Regions from separate parts of the Homo sapiens genome. Here region 2 is linked to region 1. The links are chromatin contacts, found by Hi-C in ENCODE. All regions are on one chromosome and are shown on one strand. Each heading gives the region's core, a stretch centred on a gene start or an enhancer-like site at or near the end of the contact. The rest is flanking DNA. Distances are from core to core; before and after follow the strand shown.

Region 1 (2,905 bases), core at 111-2,610:
CCTCACAGGGCCATCCAGGCCATGCACCCACCCGGACCCCCACCTTCTCAATTGGCCACCCAGGCACTTACTTTGCTGAACCGACTTGAGTCCGCGGAGGCAGGTGGCTGCGAGCAGGAAGCCACAGCCGGTAGGGGGTGTCCGGAACTCTCCAGCCAGGCTGCAGGCGGCCCCCAGGCAGAGCGGACCCATGGCGGCCAACTGAAGTGGGTGGTGGCGGCGGCCCAGCAGCAGCGCCGACAGGGCCAGGGTGAACAGAGGTGTGGTGGTAGTAACCAGTTGTGCCAGGTCCAGGGGCACAGCCCTTAGGCCCACGTTGCCGCAGGCCATGGACGTGCCAAAGGTGAGACTGAGCAGTAGGACTCGGCAGCGAGTGCCGCCTGGCATGGGGCGCCGTGCCCCCCGGTGGCATGCCAGGGCTGCCACCAGCATGTGCAGGGCCGACAGCAGCAGGGGCCGCCCAAAGCCGTGCACTGTGAAGATCCACTTGTTGAGGCTTGACATGCTGGCTCCCGCCAGCAGCCACACCAGTGCTGCCATGGCCACTCGGGCCCGGCCAGGCTGCCGGAGGGCCTGAGGGCTGCCAGGGGGCCACTCGGGGGGCCCAGCCGCCTGAGCACCACCAGCTGCTGCTCCTACTTCGGCTGAGGTCATCCTGCCATCATGGTGCTCCGGCGGGCAGCGGCACATCCGCACCAGTGAGGCTAGGGCAGGAGGCGGGCTCCCCAGTGACGACCTCTGGGCCACCAGAGAGTTCCGCTTGGGGCCAGGCTAGATCCTGGTTCCTCCGACCCCGTGTCCCGTTTCAGACAGGTGAGGACACTGCTTACTTGTGCCAGGCCTGTGCCAGCGATGTCTAGAAGCTAAGCTGTGTTTCCAGCTCAGACAGGGCAGAGCCAAGGTCGCGGCTGCTAGGATGCCAGGGTCTCCGATGCTCAAGCGTGGGCTCCAGGCACCTCTGCCCCGTGCCAGGTGGTCTCCACTTTCCTCCTCGCCTAGTGCCCACGTTATGCTTTTAGATGAAATCCTCGTTCCTTTTTTCTCTTCAGTCCCCAGGTCATTAGGGTGCGCGCAGATCCAGACCCTGGGAACTCCTGCGTGCTCTGGCCGTGACCAGGCCTGGCAGGGGGGCGATCTGGGCTCCGCGCCTGGCGGTGCCCGGCCCGGGGGGTCGCGGGCTCGCTGCCTCCCACAGCGCCCGGGCAGTGAGCTGACACCACGGCCCGTCCTCCGGCCGGTGCCTGGCGGCGAGCTAGGCGCGGATCCAGCAGGGCCTGCGCTCCAACTCCTGCTCTCTGAGGCTTTGGCTGCGGCTCTGGCTGCGGCTGTGACTCCGGCTGCGGCTCCTGCTGCGACTCACGCCCGGCTCCAGCTCAGGCCCGGCACGGCGGGCGCGGCGGTGCGCTCTTGACTCCGCCTCCGCCTCTGCCTCCCCCGCCGCCGCCCGCTCCCTACACGGAAAATTGGGCTGAGCACCCCAGCCAAGCCCCGCCCCAGGCCAAGCCCCGCCCCCGGACCGGGAGGGCGGTCTTGCCCCGCCCCAACGCCTCCCGCTCACAGCCCCTCCCCCATCGGCCTGGCATTTCCCCCATCAGCCCTCCTCCGCCCGGGGCCTGCGCATCTGCCCAGTAGACCCCCCCACGAGCTGGCGTGGTCAGCCTCTCTTCGCCGCCAGGGGGGACCAAGTCGCTCCCCACCCAGCGCCAAGGCGAGCCCTCCATGGAGATGAACGCGCATTGCTGGAGACACTGGGGTATCCCGCACAGCCGCCCAGGCTATCTTCAAGAAGCAGGGTAGTGAGGAGGGGCCCACAGCCCCCATCCTAGGACCAGTCTTACGCCCACCTGATCTCTGGCCACAATTATCTCGTGGGACCTCAGCATCCAGCAGAGCTGGATTACGGGGTCCCTTAAGGCACCTCCATCGCCCCTCCGTAGCCCCAGCATCCTCCCCAGCCTCCCAGTCCAGGGCGGCGCCCCCTGGGGACCCTCAGAGGGAAGCTGAATCACCAGGCAGGGATACCCACAGCTGCGGAAGTAGGTACCGCCGGCCGGCATCCTTCCCCGGCCAGCAGCCTCTGTCCGGTCCCCTGAGCACTCGAAGCTGACTCATAGCAGAACTTCCTGGGGTCCACCCTGTGCCCCAGCCCCGGCAAGACAGAGCCCTGGGCTGGGAGGCAGAGCGGTTGCCACTGAGCCCTTGTTCCTGTCTGGGTCTCGGTTTTCCCACCAGAACGACAGACGCTCTCTGAGGTCAGGATTGGGTAAACGGCGCGCCCCAGGGCAGAAGAGGTCCATCCAGATTCCAGGCTAGGCCAGGCCCTGGCCCCTCTGAGCTCTGAAGTCCGGGAGCACGAGGACCAAGGCCCAGCCATGTGCCCAGTATCAGATGTGAGCCTCTTTCCTGTTGTCGGTCTTCCTACTAGGCTCCTGCCCAAGAGGACCCAGCTCACCCCTTGCCTGTTGTCTAACCAGCAAATCCTTGATGACAGCAACCTGTCTTGAGACACAAGATCTCAAAGGGGTACCGCTGAACCCAGCCCGCTGCGCCCTCTGGTGGCCAGGCGCTGAATATAGCCCTCAATCCCCATCCCAATCACAGGACGCGGGTTTAAAATCCCCAGCCTCAAAGGAGGCCTGCTGAATCAGAGGCTCTCTGTCACGGGTGGGCCTGGGAATTTACATGGTCACATTTGCCTCTGTAAGTCCGACGCCCGCTGGAGCCTGCAGATCTCTGCTGAATAGCCTAAGCTACAGCGCAGGGGGTGCAGATAGGGAAATTTCCAGGCCAAGGACCAAAAAATGGTGGCATTTAGTGTTTCTCCAGAAAGGGTTGTGGAAAGGAAACTAAGCCAGCCAAAGCGGATGGCCCCTCTCCCGCACCCCCTTGCCATTTCCTGAGGAAG
Region 2 (2,905 bases), core at 225-2,724, 760 kb before region 1:
ATATTCATTTGCCTCTGAAACCGGCAGAATAAAAATAAACACAGTTCAAGAATTCATGCTTAGAAAATATAAATCTACTTTAGTAGAACATCTTTAGTTATTTTTCTGTTTTTAAAAAACTTTTTTTTTTTTTTGAGATGGGGGTCTATGTTGATCAGGCTGGTCTTGAACTCCTGGCCTCAAGTGATCCTCCTATCTCAGCCTCCCAGCATGCTAGGATTGCAGGCGTTGAGCCACTGCACTGGGCCATCTTTAGTTATTTTTAAACCACATGTATGTACTATTTTGACAAAAATTATACCTAAAAATATATATATTGAAGAAGAACACAAACCTTCTCCTGGACCTCCACCACCACCACCCTTTGGAGTAATGAGTTCTCGACGAAGCTTAGCAAGACGAGCCTTAAGCAGCCCTAAGTGGTGTGCTGTGGCCTTGTTCTTTTGAGTCCGAGCCATCTAAAAGGGAGGAATCACAGCCATAAATTAGAAGCAGTGAACGCTTCCCCCAGCTTTGAGAGGATAATTTTTTTCCCCAAGTCCTACTAATGTTAGCACACCCAGTTTACAGGCTTTAAAAGAGTAAAAGTCCATTATCTCCTCCATCCAGCTCATTTCCCTCACTACAAAGCAAAGCAAAGCCCAAAGAGGAAAGACGATTAAGGTCATTCCAATTAGTGCCCCCAGACTAGACTGAAACCCGTCTGCGGGTTCCTTTTCTACTATTTGCAGCTGTTTGGATCCATCTAACACTGGGACACCACTTTCCTAATTGTAAAGCGCTCTCAGGGCCGCACGCAATGGAATCACACACTATCCAGGCGGAATAAACTGCTCCCACACAGATGTCATTTTACTTCCAGATCCGATTACCGGGAGCAAATACTCTGAATCAGGGGGTCATTAGGGTAGACACTGGGAAAAGGGGGAATAAGGGGGACGCAGCGAAGGATGATGAGGAAAGATCCTGAACTATCTGACCAAGTCAGAGATGGAATAAGGGACAGGATTCAGTGTTTCTCAGAGCAAAACGGAAAGAAACAACATCAGAACAGGAGCCAAACACTGGGAGGGGGAACGGACTAAGGGCCTAAGGTGCAGGGGTGCGGAACGCGGGCCCGGGCAAAGGGGAGTCCGAGAGCGTAGACGCGGGACGAGGGGAAAGGGGGCCCTGACTGAGGAGAGTCGGGGACTCCTAATCGTGGCAGAGGGCAGTCGGAACACGGGCCTCGCTGAGAGAAGTCGCGGAATCTAGGCCCGGTCCTGACGCGGCTCAAAGGAGAACAGGAAGGAGCGACGCCACCAAAGAAGGAATGCTCAGACTAAGAGTGAACCGCCAGCTGCGTCCATTACCTCTGCTTCTATCTCCGCGATCTTAGCTAAGGTGCTGCTCATCGTGGCGAGTACCCTGTGGCCTCCACACTGTCTCCCTTCACACACCCGCGGGCAAACTGCCACCGCCACCAGGCGCTACTGCAGCACGCAGGCGCGGTACTTCGAATTACCGCGAGAGAGTTCCGCGTAGGGGTCACCGCGAGTCGCAAAGCGTGGGGCTGTCTCCTCCCCCTCACCCGACCCCGCCCCGTCCCGCGAGCCAGTGCGGTGTCATAGAGCCCGCGGGAGCGGAGGCCAGAGAGGCCACCCCTGTCTGGGCCTCCCCGAGCGCGCCGAGGGTCGCGCGCAGCTCGGCCCCGCCCAGCGGGACCCGCTCCCAGCTGCTCTGCATGGTACTGAACGCTTCAGTGCTGGAGACCCCAGGGCGTGGTGCAAAGCCGACTCATGCTCCGCACCCCTGTTCCTCGCCAGCATCTGCGGGTCCTGGGTCCCTTTTTCACAGCTGGGGTGACACCCCGACGCCCTCCATGGTCTTGGAGGGAGTAGAGACCCATCTTCAGCCTGCCTCACCCCCTTGGATAAAGAAAATGCCCCCTTTCTATCATTCAAAATTATTTTTAGGTCGGTTTTGTTTACTCCGAACCCCGAGTAGAGCACATGGGGAGCCCAAAATAAGTGCATACTTGAATGGATAATTCCCAGAGAACTGCTGCTTGCAACATAGTTTGTAATACCAAAAAATTGAAATCTATATTAACACCCATCAGTAGGAAAATGGATAAATGAATAATGCCTCTATCCTGTTTTTGAAATATGATTACAGCCGTTAAAACGTAGATCTGTGGTCTGACTGGCTACCCAGGACATGTTAAATGGGAAAACAACTAGCAGAAGGGCACCTACGTAGTGATACCATTTATGTTATTTTTAAAATTAAATGTACATTTATATAGGTGTACGTGTATGAACGTGCAGTTTAAAGGCCTAAACAGAAAAATACATCAGAAGCTCTTAACTGTGGGATGGGATGCAAAGAAAAGGCCTTTCACATTTTATTCCACAGAATTTTGAAGTTAAATTTTTACAAGACGAATGTATCCATGTATTACTTGTGTAATAATAAAATTTAAAATTTCAAAAGACTCCTCTTCCCCAAGTGTCATGAGGAAGCCAGGACGTCCAGGAACTATGTGGTGGTTTTGAAAGCGGTTTGCCTCAGGATCAATGGGTTGTTTTGATAGATTGATTATTCCAGCGGGAGTCGACAGGCCAGGCTTAACCCACAGTCGACAGGCCAGGCTTAACCCACAGGGCTGGCCTCCACCCAGCCCTGGGAGGGAAGTTTAATTTAGTTAAATTTGTAAACAAGAACTATTCTAACTTCCCAGAGACAAAAAAGGGAGGTTTTCTTGTGCATAAAGAGGGAGAAACAGAAGGGAAAGCTTTTACAGAAGGTCCCCAAAGGGCCAAAGAGAGTTTCTTCTTTCTTTTCTTTAACCTCAGCCTTTTTCATAAATAAATTAAGGGATGATGAGGTAATTAGATCCCACACTATTAGCAATGGAGGAGGG

Evidence for each region. Hi-C counts contacts between places; a loop is a spot of excess contacts on that map. Pooled maps may share reads with other maps.
Region 2: a pooled map shows a loop between it and region 1 (7-fold over the local background). The contact joins the promoter of DRG1 here to the promoter of SLC35E4 in region 1. A Hi-C loop is called at or near these places in 5 of 50 pooled maps.

What each region holds. Positions count from the first base shown.
Region 1 is chr22:30,634,236-30,637,140 of GRCh38, reverse strand. It overlaps SLC35E4 (solute carrier family 35 member E4), which reads right to left and starts at 1,360. Exons shown (of 2, transcript NM_001001479.4): 1 at 72-1,360. The coding sequence starts at 690. RefSeq lists a silencer at 1,153-1,602 and an enhancer at 1,934-2,638.
Region 2 is chr22:31,398,173-31,401,077 of GRCh38, reverse strand. DRG1 (developmentally regulated GTP binding protein 1) reads right to left here and starts at 1,474. Exons shown (of 9, transcript NM_004147.4): 1 at 1,353-1,474; 2 at 335-458. The coding sequence starts at 1,394. RefSeq lists enhancers at 1,365-1,414, 542-1,447 and a silencer at 1,535-1,814.